Linked DNA regions of Homo sapiens: region 2 is linked to region 1. A link is an interaction called in ENCODE POLR2A ChIA-PET data of the cell type or tissue named here. Cell type or tissue: Panc1. All regions are shown on one strand. Links, peaks and the distances in the headings refer to the core of each region. The heading gives the core; the rest is flanking DNA.

Evidence for each region. Peaks named below come from ENCODE experiments on the same cell type or tissue, not always from the same donor. Only the 100,000 strongest peaks of a DNase experiment are listed, where the experiment ranks them.
Region 2: POLR2A ChIA-PET joins it to region 1 with 17 read pairs; 5 of 35 experiments call an interaction of 5 or more read pairs at or near these places.

Annotation. Positions count from the first base shown.
Region 1 is chr1:200,506,161-200,514,509 of GRCh38, reverse strand. No RefSeq gene overlaps it. Among named protein-coding and RNA genes, the nearest start is that of ZNF281, 100 kb to the right of the region's middle. RefSeq lists a silencer at 4,110-4,159. In Panc1, for the core only: a CTCF peak has its summit at 4,190 (motif pointing right); DNase peaks (open chromatin) are centred at 2,079 and 4,199; H3K4me3 peaks cover 978 bases.
Region 2 is chr1:200,285,007-200,293,355 of GRCh38, reverse strand. No RefSeq gene overlaps it. Among named protein-coding and RNA genes, the nearest start is that of LINC00862, 85 kb to the left of the region's middle. In Panc1, for the core only: no CTCF peak of the experiment used is centred there; no DNase peak of the experiment used is centred there; H3K27ac peaks cover 1,108 bases.

The DNA.
Region 1 (8,349 bases), core at 35-8,034:
CCTTTAAAGCATGATTTTTACTGATGGCATAAATCCATTTCTGTGAATACACCATCATTTATTTAACCATTCTTCTAGCTTGGGAGATTTGTGTTGTTTCCAATTCGTCACTACTACAGATAATGCTTCAGCAAGCATTTTGGTACATAAATACTTACATCTCTGATTATTTCCTGAGGATATATCCATAGAAGTGGGATTATAATATCCAAGGGTATGGAATTTGTTGTTGTTGTTGTTTTGTCTTGAAACAGGGTCTTGCTATGTCATTCAGGCTGGAGTGCAGTGGCACAATCATGGCTCACTGCAGCCTCAACCTCCCGGGCTCAAGCAATCCTCCCACTTCAGCTTCCTGGGTAGCTTTCCCAATTACAGGCAAGCACCACTATGCCAGCTAAATTTTACATTTTTTTTGTAGAGATGGGGTCTTGCCATGTTGCCCAGGCTGGTCTCGAACTGCTGGCCTCAAGCAGTCTTCTTGCTTGAGCCTCCTAAAGTGCTGGGATTACAGGTTTGAGCCACTGTGCCTGGCTAGATAGGAAATTTGCAAAGGAGTTTAATATACATTAATACATTTATCCTTCCATCACCATTATATGAAAACATCAGTCTCAACATAGCCTTATCAACAATAAGTATTATCATTTTTAAAAATTTTAAGCTGTTTGATAGGTGAAAAATTACATCTTACTTTTGGTTCACTTTCATGCTTCAGTTATCAATGAAGTTACACATTTTTTCCATGTGTTAATTGACCACTTATATTTTTTCTTTTTCTTTTTTATTTTTTGAGATGAAGTCTCTCTCTGTCGCCCATGATGGAGTGCAATGACATGATCTTGGCTCACTGCAACCTCTGCCTCCTGGGTTCAAGCGATTCTCCTGCCTCAGCCTCCCGAGTAGCTGGGATTACAGGCATGCTCAACCACGCCTGGCTAATTTTATATTTTTAGTAGAGACGGGGTTTCTTCATGTTGGTCAGGCTGGTCTCTAACTCATGACCTCAGGTGATCTGCCTGCCTCAGCCTCCCAAAGTGCTGGGATTACAGGCATGAGCCACCTCGTCCAGCAACCACTTATATTTTTTCTTTTATGAACTCCTGGGCTCAGGTGATCCTCCCACCTCAGCCTCCTAAAATGCTGAGATCACAGGCATGAGCCACCGGGCTCATCCCACATTAAATTCTTTAATGTATTTGGGGCTTGTTTTGCTGCGTGATGAGTTCTAAAAAGGATTTTTCCCCAAGTAATTAACCATTTGTAAAAACTGTATTTATTTCACACTCTATCCTTTCCTCGTTGATTTGTGATTTTAAAAATACCATACCATACCATATCCTAATAGCTTAAATATTTTAGGGTCCGTTTTAGAACCATCTTTTGTACTTCATTGATCTATTGACTTATTCTCGTGTCACTACCACATTGTTTCAGTGAATGTGCCTTTCAATTTGCTTTAATATCCGGTAAGGCAGATCCTTCCTTACCGTTCTTCTCTGTCAGAATTTTCTAACTATTCTCAACTGTCTATTATTTCAGATATATGCTAAAATGATTTTGTCAAATTTAAAAAATTTTGAATTTTATAAGCCTATGCACCAATTGAAATAAAGCGTTCTCCCATGAATGTGCCTGCCTCTTTTCTCAGGTGTCTTGCTAATTCTAATCCAACAGGAGAAAGCCTCTTAAAAGTCCCCGGCAGACGACAGAAAGGAAAATTAGAGGCAGATAATAGCTCTCTTGGGTGACTAGTATTGAACATTATGTATTTCCTTGTCAGAACAATTAGCAAGGAAAAAAAATTAGTAGATGCCTTAAAACCTACTAGAAAGTTAAGTGGGCAATTGCAGAAGTAGAATTATATGCACATGTATGTAAAAAAAGTCAAAATGGCTTTAATTGTAAATAGATTGTACACATTCAAGAGAATGGCCACAACTGTGTTTCCTTCATAATTTGGAATGCTCTCTGTGCAGGTAGTAAAGAGCTTGTGTCAGTATAAACCCAGCTGCACTGTGTTTTGTGCCCTACACCCCTTCATTCTGTGGGTTGATGTGTGACCAACAGAGTTAAGCATGATTCGCTTAGCTGAGTCAGGATCAGATGCTAGGGATCTTAAAAATAGATGTGTTGGAGAGCAGACTTAGCTTTATTTCATGAAACATGGAGTCTCACAGGCTGCATACTAAACCCTGACGGAAACTTTAGCATTTTAAGCCGACTGAGCAAAAATTCTTTCTCCTTTGGTCTAACTCAGCTTCAGTGGAAATCTAAGAAAAAGAAAGAGGGAGAGAAGTTCCCTGATTTTATAAAGACTGTCCAGTGATTGTGTGAGCTACTTATAAAAGTAAATCTAAAGATCTTTATTCACTTGCACAGGGTTTAAGTTAAAGTAGTAACAATGTTGGATATCTTTCTGGTATAGAGAAGGCAATATTCACAATTTCTTTTTTCTTTTCTTTTCTTTTTTTTTTTTTTTGAGACAGAGTCTCGCACTCTTGCCCAGGCTGTAGTGCAGTGGCACGATTTCGGCTCACTGCAAGCTCTGCCTCCCGGATTCTCGCCATTCTCCTGCCTCAGCCTCCCGAGTAGCTGGGACTACAGGCGCCCACCCCCACGCCCAGATAATTTTTTGTATTTTTAATAGAGATGGGGTTTCACCATGTTAGCCAGGACGGTCTCGATCTCCTGACCTTGTGATCCGCCCACCTTGGCCTCCCAAAGTGCTGGGATTATAGGCGTGAGCCACTGCGCCCGGCCAATATTCACAATTTCAAAAGGACTATCTGGGAGTTTTAGTAGTCTGGGCAAGCTGATTGCTCTAACAAACAACCCTTACACTGAGCAGCTTAACACAATAAAACTTTATTTCTCACTCATGTCACATTTTAATGTGGGTCAATGGGGCACTCTACTCCATGCAGTCATGCAGGGATCCAACTCTACCTTGTGGCTCCACCCTCCTTTAGGTTCTTGGATCTTCTCCTTCCAGCCAGCAGATGGGAAAAGAAAAGGAGCATCCCATGTAGAATGTTTTAATAGGCCAGGTCTGGACGTAATGTTTCCAATGGGTAGAATTTAGTCCCTTGTCCACACCTAACCTCAAAGGAGACTGGAAAATGCAGTCTAGCAGTGTGCCCAGGAAGAAGTGAGGAGCACAGATGTTGGTGATTACTAGTGGTTTCTGCCATAGGACTCATTTCTTTCTTTCTTTTTCTTTTTCTTTTTTTTTTTTTGAGATGGAGTTTCACTCTTGTCACCCAGGCTGGAGTGCAATGGCACGGTCTTGGCGCACTGCAACCTCCACTTCTCGAGTTCAAGTGATTCTCCTGCCTTAGCCTCCTGAGTAGCTGGGATTACAGGCACCTGCCACCACACCTGGCTAATTTTTGTATTTTCAGTAGAGACAGTGTTTTACCATGTTGGCCAGGCTAGTCTTGAAATCCTGACCTCAAGTCATTCTCCCGCCTCAGCCTCCCAAAGTGCTGGGATTACAGGCGTGAGCCACCGTGCCTGGGCAGGACTCATTCATTTCTTCATGCACTCATTCATTCATAAATACTTACTGAACAGTCATTATGTGCCAGATACTAGCTAAGAAGATAGGACTTCAGAGTATCTGCCTTCAGGAAAATACAGTCTTGGTCTTGAATCCTCACCTACTAGCTGTGTAAGTTTCATCTGTTTGAGCTGCTAGGTAGGGATGAATGGAGCTTGCAGTGCCATTGTGAGGGCTGCATGAAATAATATATATGAAGCCCCTATCATGTTTACATACATGTAAATGACCTATTCTGCATTGATCATATGTTTTCAATATTATTTGCTATTACTGTTAAGACACAGAATTCACACAATGCTTGCTTTCCCCTCAAATCTCAAAATAGTAGATTTGTGCTATCACTTTCACTGTTTACAAATTAGCCGGGTTTTCCTTCTATCCAAACACCATTTTTCCAAATACAAAAAATACTTAATTCTTCAACCCAAGTAGTTTATGGTTTTTATTATAGCCCATTTGTGCCCTTCATATTGAGAAAAGAAAAACATTCATTTGAAAGCCTAGAAGCTATTGGCAGTATAATCAGTGGGAGTACCAGCGAAAGGAATCGCATAGGTTTGCACAATAAAACCTCGAGTTTGAGGGACAAAGAGGTCTAGCCATCCACTGTTGTGTTCACATTGGCCACTAGATGGCAGTGTCTCACAGGAATATGATGACCCACTCTGGGGCACTAATGGGTATTTGCTCTTGGACTTCAAGTCTTAACTTCAAAACAAACTAAAGAGAGATGAAAGAAGCAGCATAAAAATATTAATTTTTTTGTTCTTAAACTTGTGAAAAGAAATATCTCTAAACACTCTCAAAATGTTCTCTTGTGACATTTTATATCCATTTTTATACCTTGAGGCCAATAGAAATAATGCAGTTATTAAAGTTTATGAACACTGACTGTGTGTGCACGAGGCTCTTGGAGTTTTCTGAGTCAGTTTCTGAGTGCCCTTTGAGCTTGATTTCTATTCTTGGTTTTCCATGCACATTTGGGAGCTGGTCTTGATTGAAGCTGCTGATAAAATTCTCATTTTTTTCCTGGTTAAAAAAAAAAAAAGGCTGGGCGCGGTGGCTCACGCCTGTAATCCCAGCACTTTGGGAGGCTGAGGCAGGCGGCTCACGAGGTGAGGACTTTGAGACCAGCCTGGCCAACATAGTGAAACCCCGTCTCTATTAAAAATACAAAAAAAAAAAAAAAAAAAAAAAAATAGGTGGGCGTGGTGGCGGGTGCCTGCAATCCTAGCTACTTGGAAGGCTGAGGCAGGAGAATCACTTGAACCCGGGACGCAGAGGTTGCAATGAGCCGAGATCGCGCCACTGCACACCAGCCTGGGCGACAGTGTAAGACTGTCTAAAACAAACAAACAAAAGAAAACGAAACACAAAAACGCCAGGCATGGTGGCTCACGCCTGTAATCCCAGCAATTTAGGAGGCCATAGTGGGCGGATGGCTTGAGGCCAGGACTTCGAGACAAACCAGGCCAACATGGTGAAAACCTGTCTCTACTAAAAATGCAAAAATTAGCCGGGCGTCATGGCGGGCGCCTGTAGTCCCAGCTACTTGGGAGCCTGAGGCAGAATTGCTTGAACCCAGAGGGCAGAGGTTGCAGTGAGCTGAGATCGTGCCACTGCACTCCAGCCTGAGCGACAGAGCGAGACTCCGTCTCAAAAAAAAAAAAAAAAAAAAGAATGAGACATTCACTCATTCACTCAGAGACATCCAGAGATACTGAAAGCTAATGGGAGAATTTCTAGCAGTGTTTATCCTTGAAGTGCTCATAAGACTGTCCAGCCTAGAATGGAAGTTAGGTAATGTTTTGTTTGTTGCTTAGTTTTAATTCATAGCTATGTGTTTTCTTTTTCAGAGAACCAAATACTGAGTGGCAATTCATTAGACGTGGTTGGAGATGATGCCTTAAAAGAGAGCTTTATTAATAATAATAATCACAGAAGTTATTGTTTACTGAGATATCACTATATGTCAGGCACTGTTCTAAAGGCTTTGCATATATTATGTCATCTAATCCTCACTCCAGCCAGGTATGAAAAATACTATTGTTATTGTTACTTTACAAGCAAGGAAACCGAGAGAGAGAGAGGTTAAGCAACGTGTTCAAGGTCACAGGGCTAGTAAACAGTAGATTCAAAATTTGAGCATGGGTTTATCTGGCTCCAAAGCCAATTTTAAAAACCGAAGCCCTTGTTTTTCTTTTTTAATATGTCATATTTCTTTTCTTTTCTTTTTTTGAGACGGAGTCTCTCTCTCTTGCCAGGCTGGAGTGTAGTGGTGCAATCTCGGCTCATTGCAACCTCCACCTCCCGGGTTCAAGCGATTTCTCTGCCTCAGTCTCCCAAGTAGCTGGGACTACGGGCGCCCGCCACCACGCCTGGCTAATTTTTTGTGTTATATTAGAGACGGGGTTTCACCATGTTGGCCAGGATGGTCTCGATCTCCTGACCTCGTGATCTGCCCGCCTCGGCCTCCCAAAGTGCTGGGATTACAGGCATGAGCCACTGCGGGCAGCTGTCATGTTTGTTTTCTTATTGGATTGTCTCCCTGCCTAGACTGTGAACTCCACCAGGGCAGTGATGATGTATCTATTTTGTTCATCATTTCCAGATGTGTCAGATACCCAGCAGGTATCAAGAATGATTTGTCAAAGGAAGAAATGTATAGTGATCATGTTTTCAGGATAAAAATAGTCATGTGTTTCTAGAAGATGGTTTTTATTGATTTGTTCATTTACTTATATGAAGTCCTGTAAAAGTTTGAGTGTGGTGGCTCACGCCTGTAGTCCCAGCACTTTGGGAGGCCAAGGCAGGCAGATCACTTGAGCCCAGGAGTTTGAGAGCAGCCTGGGCAACATAGCAAGACCCTGTCTCTATGAAAATAAAATAAAATAAAATAAAATAAAATAAAAAAGTCATGTAAAGATAAAATATTTCATCGCATTTAAAAATAACCCTTAAGAAATCAACATAATCAAGACAATTTAAATTGCTGAAATCAGCAATGTTGGGAAGACAGGATTGCTGCCCGAAAAGAGCTGCAGTAGACTGAGAAGTCAGCACACAGCAGCATGAAGATGGACAGCCTGGGCCAGGCACTGTAGCTCACGCCTGTAATCCCAGCACTTTGGGAGGCCGAGTTGGGCAGATCACCTGAGGTCGGGAGTTCGAGACCAGCCTGACCAACATGGAGAAACCCTGTCTCTACTAAAAATACAAAATTAGCCAGGCATGGTGGCGCATGCCTGTAATCCCAGCTACTCGGGAGGCTGAGGCAGGAGAATTGCTTGAACCTGGGAGGCGGATGTTGTGGTGAGCCAAGATTACGCTGTTGCACTCCAACAGGAGTGAAACTCTGTCTCAGAAAAAAAAAAAAAAAAAAAAAAAAAAAAAAAGGGCAGCCTGGGGTGAGGATCTGGTAGGTGAAACCAAAACCCTGCTCTGAGAGTTCAGAGAGGAGAGTGGACCTTTGGGCATGGTGATGCATCCCTGCAGTCCCAGCTACTCTGGAGACGGAGGTGGGAGGATCACTTGAGCCCAGGAGTTCAAGACTGCAGTGAGCTATGACTATACTACTGCATAGTCATATGCAATATGACTTCCTTCCTTTCTTCCTTCCACTCCAGCCTGACAGAGTAAGATCCTGTCTCTAAAAAAAATAAAATAAAATAAAAAAGAGAGAGAGAGTGGGTTTTGAGGAGGGAGTGTGTGAAGGAAAGCCTCAGAGTGGTGCAGGAGGGCAGGTTGCTATAGGTGGCCTAGAATGGGTACAGTTTACTAAGTCAGCAAGAAGGGTGTTGGGTCACTCATGCTCCTTCCACCCCCAATGCCCCATCTGCTGCTTTGTCTCAAGTAGAAATAAGTATGACAGAGCTTGCAGCACCTACCTTCTCTTGCAAGTTCCCAGTTTAAACTTGTGCACTAAATCTCACCTTTAATGAGAAGCAGCTTTTGGTGTCTCAGCAATAGTTCTGGAGCCTCCTCCTACCGCTGTCAGGTTTGGGGGTTTTATTTTTGTGTGTGTAATTGGAAAATTCCCCTGTGAGACTGGAAAAAGGCATCAATGTCGCTACAAAAATGGTCTCCGGATCCAACCTATGGGATTGGGCAAGCTTCTGAAAGTGAAGCCCATCAGAGAGGTGAGGGTCAGGTGGGTAATTTCACTCGTCGCTCTGGTCAGACATTGGTCTTTGTTCTGTACAATTAGGAGATGACAACAGCCTGGGGACGATGAGGCTGCAGCGAGCAACACAACACATAAAACACATTTACGACACCTCCCGTGGCAGAGCTGGGTGGCGGCTGGCGGCATCCAGGCAACAGGAGCAGTTTTGTGCTGTGCCTGAGAGCCGCCATTGCAAACTCCCAAAAGGATATTGGTGTCGCTAAAACGAGCTCCTTGTGTCCAAATACCAATCTGCAGGTCTTTCTCCTTCCACATCTCTCCTCACCTCCTTCTGCCTTGTTTATCTTTTCTTCACCAAAGACAAAAAGAAACCATCGCCAAATGTCTTCTCTCTCACTCTCTTTTGTCCACCAAAGCCAAATTCTCTTATCCATGATCTTCAATAATTTATTCTGGAAAATTCACCAGGAGAATTTATTTTGCATTTCAATGTCTCCATGATTGAGTAGTGTGTGTAATGTCTAAGCATGGCCATTTGCACTGATAGATAACTAGAAAAGATTTGCTTATGAAGCAAGGAAACATTTCCATTTACAAGAGCATCTCTCCTCTCTTCCACATTCCTGATTTTTAGCAAAGTGCCCTTCACTTGCCAGAGACT
Region 2 (8,349 bases), core at 155-8,154, 220 kb after region 1:
GCTGCCCGCTTTGGGTACATATAGCCTTTCAGGCTTGGGTTTAATGGACAGGCTTACACTGTGCTAATTAGGAATATGAGCACTTTGCATTGACTAAGCTCGCATCAGGTCACACAATGGGTTGCATAGAACTTGGGCTGCATTTCAGCCCCCATTTTCCTTCTGCCCCACTGTACTTTGTGGCTTTACTTACAGGTAGTTTCAAGTTGATGAATTTTTTCACAGTCGTGTCTTCCTGTTCACAGTAAGAGTTAGGCAGAGAATATAGATGAGCATGCAAGTTTCTCATTTTTCCTGATGAACACACACATGATGAGGACTCTACTGAGGCTGCTACAATAGGACGTAATACATGAGGAAGAGAAAGCCCAGAACAATTGACATGCTTTTCTAGGCAATTGAGTGGTAATCCAGGATTATGATTTCTAAATGTCTGCTCAGTGCTTGCAATCACATTCTTGACAGTAGTGGCATGTAACATTGTTAAAGCAAACGTCTAGGAAGGCTTAATGCATGTGCTTTGTCATCAGAATTAAACCCAAATTTCTTAAACTGACATTCAAGTCCCTTTGTGCTTTGGTCTCAATTTACCTTCCTAGACTTTTTCTCTGATGCTCCATCATAGGATGTATGCTACAGTCTCATCAAAATGCACCATTCAAGGTTCTCTAAACCCTAAGCTTTATGTTTAAATAGTGCAAAGTGCATCTACTCCTTATCCATCTGTTGAAGTCTCTTCCATTCTAAATGACTCAGCTGGAGTATTGATTACTTTCTTTACAAAGCATCTGATGCTTTCCACCTACTGTGATTTCTGTCTTCTGAATCTGGATAGTGTTTTAATTGTTATGGTGTGTTTAGTTTACTGTCTTAAAGTTACTTATTTCTTTTTTTAATGCTCATTGAGGATAATAATGATTATTTATCTTTCTGTTTTCTACAGCACCTTGTTTCTTAATTAAGGGAGGGGAACAATGTATGCTGTGTTTTTTTTTTAAATTATTTATTTATTTATTTCAATAAGGGCTTAAATTCAGGGGTAAGAATATGCTGTTTGAATGAATGAATTCATTGATTTATTTATTTAGGAATTAAATTTGGAACACATTGAGTTTTCTCTTAGTAAAATAGCATGATTCCAGTGTCCTTAATTACATTAAAATATGCACATTTATCTTTACTTTGATATTTCTATTTCTATTTTTTAAAAATATATGCTATAAACAGAAGCATTGTGATACCACGACAGTTGATCTGATAACCCAGATGGCTACTAAGAGATTTCATCATGCCACTCAGAAGGGCACAAAATTAAAAACTTATAAATTATGTTTTGGATTTTTCTTTTAATATTTTTGGACAGTGGTTGGCTGCAGGTAGGTGAAACTGGAAAGCAAAACTGCAGATAAGGGAGAACTACTGTAACATGATAAAGAAATGAACCTTTGTTGTTGTAAGTCATTGGATTTGGGTTTTTTGTTATTGTTGTTATTGCAACATAACCTAGTGAAAACTGTCTGATGTGTGGGCTTTCTATTTGAAAAACTATCAGGACTGAAAGATAAATAGGAGTTTATCTGCTTAGAAGAAACCTAGGGTTTTGGGGCATTCCAGGCAAAGACAAGAGCCCCTTGAGGGAAATATTTTCTTGACTCATCAAGTTCTGAATATCGGGATCTAGTTCCAAAATTCCGTGCTTTTTCAATGAATTCTGAATTAGAAGTATTCAAGAATTTGCATCTGTGCCACCTGAAGTCATGGCCTACCTATTTTGGATCTGAAAGGGACAGGAGAGAAACTCAAGATACTGAGAACCCTGTGCCAATTCTTGAGCTGAGGGCTTTTTGCATCCTGCTGTCATTTGCAGCTCTTGGGCTCCTAATGAAACATTTAAAGCATCCCTCTTCTCCTATTTCATCAGGAAATTGTAACACTTCTGCTTAATCCACAAACGATCTCAATTATTCTCCCTTCCTTAGCAAATAGGGAAACTATTTACTGTTTGCCTCTGTAAATAATTTTTGGTTCATTGCTTACTGTATATGTCACAAATTTGAACCAGTAAAACACACTTCAGGAATGTGTTTTGGTGGTAAAATTTGCAATTATAAAAGAAGACATGACAGTGATTCCCTGGATACTGGCCAATAAGTCTCCAACCAGAAGCCACAGGAGCAGAATAAAGTCGCTGGAGTCAGGAATGGATCTTTAAAAGAATTTTATTTTGTTGTGTTTTTCCCCACATTATTTCAATGCTGTGTGCACACTGTAGAAAACACAGAAAAGGAATAAAGAGGTGTATTTTATTAAAAATAGTTCCCTTTCTGGATTATACATATCATAGACATAGTTTTCAGTTGTCATTTTGGAAGATATATTATCTTTGATTTTTAAAAAGATAAATGCTTTTTGAAGACAATATGAAAAATACTTGAAAATATGAAGGAGAAAATAAAACCCATCCATAATGTCACCACTCAGAAAGAATCATTTTGGACTTTTTGAAATTTGGAAACATTTTGAGCTATATGTATGACTATTCAGTAAAATTCTGTAAGGCGATTTTTGATTGGCTCTTGTTCTGAAACCAGGACAAACTAGAGGTTGCCATCCTGACTCCGATGATTTCCCTTGGAGGTATTCTATACAAGATCTGCTTATGTATTTGTCTTGCATCTTTCTTTGTTCTTCTACCCTCCTCCCTACCCCATGATTCTAGTATAATCATGGCACATGATTCTAGACTTCACACCACTTAGGCTGGCTACTCAGAGTGACTTCATTCTCCTGTTCACAGAAGGTGACCAGAGTCAGGCCACCCAGAGGCCTTTTGATGGGATTGCTACGGGGGTGAAAGAGCTGTGCTTTTTTCTCTGCGAGAGTTGTTGTGAGGATGGAATCCCCTGGGGCTGTTGGTGCCATCTTTCTGCCTGTGGAGAGAACTGATGTAAATGAAGCCAAGCAGAGGCATGCAGAACTGAGCAATAGGGAGAGAGAGATACAGTCCCACTGCCACTATTTGCACCCCTGGATCTAGCGGGATCTGTTGTGTGAGCTGGTAAACTCTCCTTTATGCCAACACTACTGTGAATGAGGTTTTGTCCCTTGTGATGGAAGCAGGTCTGACTGATAGAGATTCCCAGAGCTGAGCTCCTCACTGGATCAAAGGGTCAAAGAGCATCTGAAGGCTCTTCGTACACTGTGTTACCAGATTGTGTGGTGGAAAGATTGTACCAAGTTACTCTCTTAAACCAACGTTGAGAATTTCTGTCTTCTCAGACCCAAGTGATGACTTGGGCATCATCATTTCAAATTATTTCTTTTTGCTAATTTTATCAATTAAAAAATGAAAACTTTAAATTTGTATTCTTTAAGTTACTAATGAGGCGACATGTATTGATGGAACTATGTTTGTCTCATGTGAATTTTCTGTTTTCTGCTGTTACTCCCTGACCTATTTTTCTACTAGTGTCTTATTTTCCATGTTTTTCAAGTATAGAGTTTAACGGCATTAAGTACATTTGCATTGCTGTGCCTAGTGCTTTTTTTTTTTTTTTTTTTTTTTGAGGCAGGGTCTCAGGTTGGAGTGCAGTGGCGCAATCACAGCTCACTGCAGCCTTAATCTCCCTAGTTTACTCTCGTAGGTCTTGCTATGTTGCCCAGACTGGTCTCTAACTCCTGAGCTCTCAGATTGGTCTCTAACTCTTGAGCTCAAGCGATCCTCCCGCCTCACCCTCCCAAAGTGCTGGGATTACAGGCATGAGCCACCACACCCAGCCACATTATTGTACTTCTTTTCCTTTTAATCAGTTTGCAAAATCCCTCTCTATATAAGGCACTTTACGAATATTTATAACAAATATTTTTATTGATTTTTCTTTTTCTTTTAAAACTTGTGTTGTAGTTAATTCATTACCTTTGTGATTTCTAAATTTTGGGTTTCGAAAGGATTCCCCACCTGACATTAGATAAATATTCTCATACATTTTTTTCCTAAAATTTTAGTTTCACTTTTGGCTGGGCGCGGTGGCTCATGCCTGTTATCCCAGCACTTTGGGAGGCTGAGACGGGCAGATCACCTGAGGTCAGGAGTTCGAGACCAGCCAGGCCAACATGGTGGGACCCTGTCCCTACTAAAAATACAAAAATTAGCCAGGCGTGGTGGCGGGTGCCTGTAGCCCAAGCTACTCAGGAGGCTGAGACAGGAGAATCACTTGAACCCATGAGGCAGAGGTTGCAGTGAGCCGAGATCGTGCCATTGCACTCCAGCCTGGGTGACAGAGTATCTTGATCTCAAAAAAATAAATAAATAACAAATTAAAAAACATATCTATATAAAATAAAATTTTAGTTTCACTTTTAATTTATTTTTATTTTTACAATTAACATTTCTCTTTATTTTGGTATGCAGAGTGTCTAGTAAGAGTCTAACTAGATTTTTTTTTTCCTGGTACAACACAGGTGCTCACTATCTCCTGTGGAAGCTTGAATGAATTAGATAAGGGAGCGTTCCAAAAAAGGGCATTTTGGAAATTTGTGGGCGCATTTTTTGGTTGTCACAGTGATGAGGAGCTGCCGGCATTTAGTGGGCAGGGACAGAGGAAGCTAGACATCTTGGCCTTTGTGGGACAGATCAGTACAATGTAGCATTGTCCAGCATCCTGCTTTACTTTGGAATACCCTCGTGAATTAAATGTTATTAAATATAAACCAGTAGTAATTTAATACATAATAATACTAAATAATCATAGAAAATTATTATAGGAATACCCAACACTATAGGATGGTGTTATGGAGAGGAAAGGTGAAATGAAATAAAGACATTTCCTCAACATTATTGTTCAATGTAGTCTAACATGTCCAACTGCATTTTTAGTTGAAAAGAGTTTCATCATAAGCAAGGAAAACCCACGGCAAATGAGTACTGGAGATTCCTTTAAAGATTCTTAGAACCAGGCAGGGCGCGGTGGCTCACACCTGTGATCCCAGCACTTTGGGAGGCCGAGATGGGTGGATTGCTTGAGCTCAGGAGTTTAAAACCAGCCTAGGCAACATGATGAAACCCTGTTTCTACAAAAAATTAAAAAAATTAGCTGGGTGTGGTGGAATGTGCCTGTGGTCCCGGCTACTCAGGAGGCTAAGGTGGGAGGATCGCTTGAGCAGGGGAGGCAGAATCAAGGAGAATCTCTTGAACCCGGGAGGCAGAGTTTGCAGTGAGCCAAGATCACACCACTGCACTCCAGCCTGGGCGACAGAGCGAGACTGTGTCTTAAAAAAAAAAAAGATTTCCAGAACCAAATGATTAACTACTGGAGACACATTAATTTCAAGGATTGCATTGAATTTTAAGAATAGCTTAGTTTTAAAATATTTCATTTTATTGTCATGCTATATATTCAAACATTTTTGTTGTTTTGTTTTTAGAGACAGGGTCTCTGTCACCCAGGCTGGAGTACAGTGGCACAATCATGGCTCACTGTAGCCTTGACCTCCTGGGCTCAAGCAATCCTCCCACCTCAGCCTCCTGAGTAACTGGGACTACAGATGTGTGTCTAAAACGTGTTTTTTGGTTGCCAGATGTCAGAAAGAAATCTATATGGTGAAAATTTCATGGTAAAATTATTTCTAATTATAGGAGTTGGTTCTCCTTTTTTCAGTCTTTCCCTGACGCTGTTTCTGGAAGTCTCCTGTATAACCTTTTTCTAGTCTGTCTTACTAATTTTCTCTTTTGATTCCCTTCTCTATTCCCTGGAGGATTCTTAAGTTCCAGACACTGACTGTAAGTTTATTATTATTCTTTTTTAGACAGAGTTTCGCTCTTGTTGCCCAGGCTGCAGTGCAGTGGTGCAATCTTGGATCATGGCCACCTCTGCGTCCCAGGTTCAAGAGATTCTCCTAAGCCAGCCTCCCGAGTAGCTGGGATTACAGGCATGCGCCACCACGCCTGGCTAATTTTTTGTATTTTTAGTAGAGACGGGGTTTCTCCATGTTGGTCAGGCTAGTCTCAGGTGATTCACCTGCCTTGGCCTCCCAAAGTGTTGGGATTACAGGTGTGAGCCACCGCATCCGGCCAGACTGTAAGTTTTAATATGCAGTGGGATTTCCCGAGAGGAGACATGTTTGCTATGAGACTTTGTCCCCACCTTGCTTCCAGTCATAACAGGGGTAATTATTCGATGCCTCCCTGTAAACTAGGCCCTATTTGTTGGCAAGAATATCAGTACTAACTCATTTTCTCCACTTTGAGGGTCTGTAATTTGTCTTGGCATGCTTTTTCTCCTCTAATTAGGGTAATTTCTTTCTTTCTTTTAGAATATACACATAAGCCTTGTCTGTTACCGTTTTTTAAACACTAGATGTTATTCTAGCATCCACCTGTACCTCTGCTGCTTAACCATACTGTACTTCTTGTGTGGACTGCCTTCTTATCTTCTGTTAAATCCAAACTTAGTTTAAGTAGGGGCAAGCATCTGACTTCTTAATTATGTCTTCTAATTTAGTTGTGTTCAAGCATTTAGATATTGAAATATATATATATTTTAATTATAAATCCTTTTGATATGATGAGTACATTGTATATATTTTTGACATTATGTATATAGGTAGGTTATTTTGTCTGAGTTATATCTCAGGATGGTATGGTGAGACTAAAAATATTTGTTATCTGAAGAAGTTGTTAGGTTTCATATAGCGGAGAATTGCCGGGAAAAGTGAATGGATATTTTTTGATAAGTGCATGGAGAAAAAGAAGGGAAATAATAGCCATCACTTTTATGATGCTTACTACGAGCCAGGCAACTTACCTCATTTATATCTCATAACAACCCTGTGAAGTGGGCACTGTTGTTATCCACGTTATACAGGTGAGAAAAGCGAGGCACAGAGAAGATAAATAAGTCCCCAAGGCCACAGCTGCTAAGAGGCAGAGACTCAATGTGCCGATTACTTCCAGGAACTTTTACATGATTTAATCTATTAACCTTCACAATTTCTTTTTTCTTTTCTTTTTTTTTTTTTGAGATGGAGTCTCGCTCTGTTGCCCAGACTGGAGTGCAGTGGTGCGATCTCGGCTCACCACAAGCTCCGCCTCCTGGGTTCACGCCATTCTCTTGCTTCAGCCACCCGAGTAGCTGGAACTACAGGTGCCTGCCGTCGCGCCCGGCTAATTTTTTGTATTTTTAGTAGAGACGGAGTTTCACCGTGTTAGCCAGGATGGTCTCGATCTCCTGACCTCGTAATCCGCCTGCCTCGGCCTCCCAAAGTGCTGGGATTACAGGCGTGAGCCACTGCACCCGGCCCACAATTTCTATGAGATAGGTACTGTTATTATCTCTATTATACAAATGTAAGAAGTGAGGCACAGTGTGATCATGCAATTTGCCCAAAGTTAAACAGGTTGGTAGATCCTGGATTCAAACCCAGAGTCTGTGCTCTCAGTTACCATATTGCCTGGCCTCTAGCAGAGACCATCTCTACTTTATGTCTTTTTGCCATCAAGCTACACTAACTGCTGCCAAAAAAAATTAAAAATTAAAAATAAAAATCTTCAATTTATTTTCTTTCTTTCTTCCATTCTTTCTCTCTCTCCCCTCTCCTCCCCTCTCCTCCTCTCCCCTTCCCTTCCCTTCCTTGAGAGGGGATCTTGCCCAGGCTGGTCTCAAACTTCTGGCCTCAAGCAGTGCCCCTACCCTGACCTCCCTTACAGATGCGAGCCACCACACCCAGCTTGCCCATCCTTCCTTCCTTCCTTTTTTCTTTCCTTCCTTCCTTTCTTCCTTCCTCTCTCTTCTCTCTCTCCTTCCTTCCTTGCCCATTTGCTTTCTTTCCCTTCCTTTCTTTCTTTCTTTTCGTTCTTTCGTTCTTTCTTTCTTTCTTTCTTTCTTTCTTTCTTTCTTTCTTTCTTTCTTTCTTTCTTTCTTTCTTTCTTCTTTCTTCTTTCTTTCTTTCTTTCTTTCTCTCTTTCTTTCTTTCTTTTGATAGAGTCTTGCTCTGTCACCCAGGCTGGAGTGCAATGGCATGATCTTGGCTTACTGCAACCTCCACCTCCTGGGTTCAAGTGATTCTCCTGCTTCAGCCTCCAGAGTAGCTAGGATTACAGGCGCATGCCACCACGCCTGGCTAATTTTTGTATTTTCAGTAGAGACAGGGTTTCACTATGTTGGGCAGGCTGGTTTCGAACTCCTGACCTCAGGTGATCCATCTGCCTCGGCCTCTCAAAGTGCTGGGATCACAGGTGTGAGCCACCGCACCTGGCCTTTCTTTTTAAAAAAATATATTATTGCCACTGAGCCATTTTGAAGTATCTTTCTTCTTTCCTTCCTTTATTCCTTCCTTCCTTCCTTCCTTCTT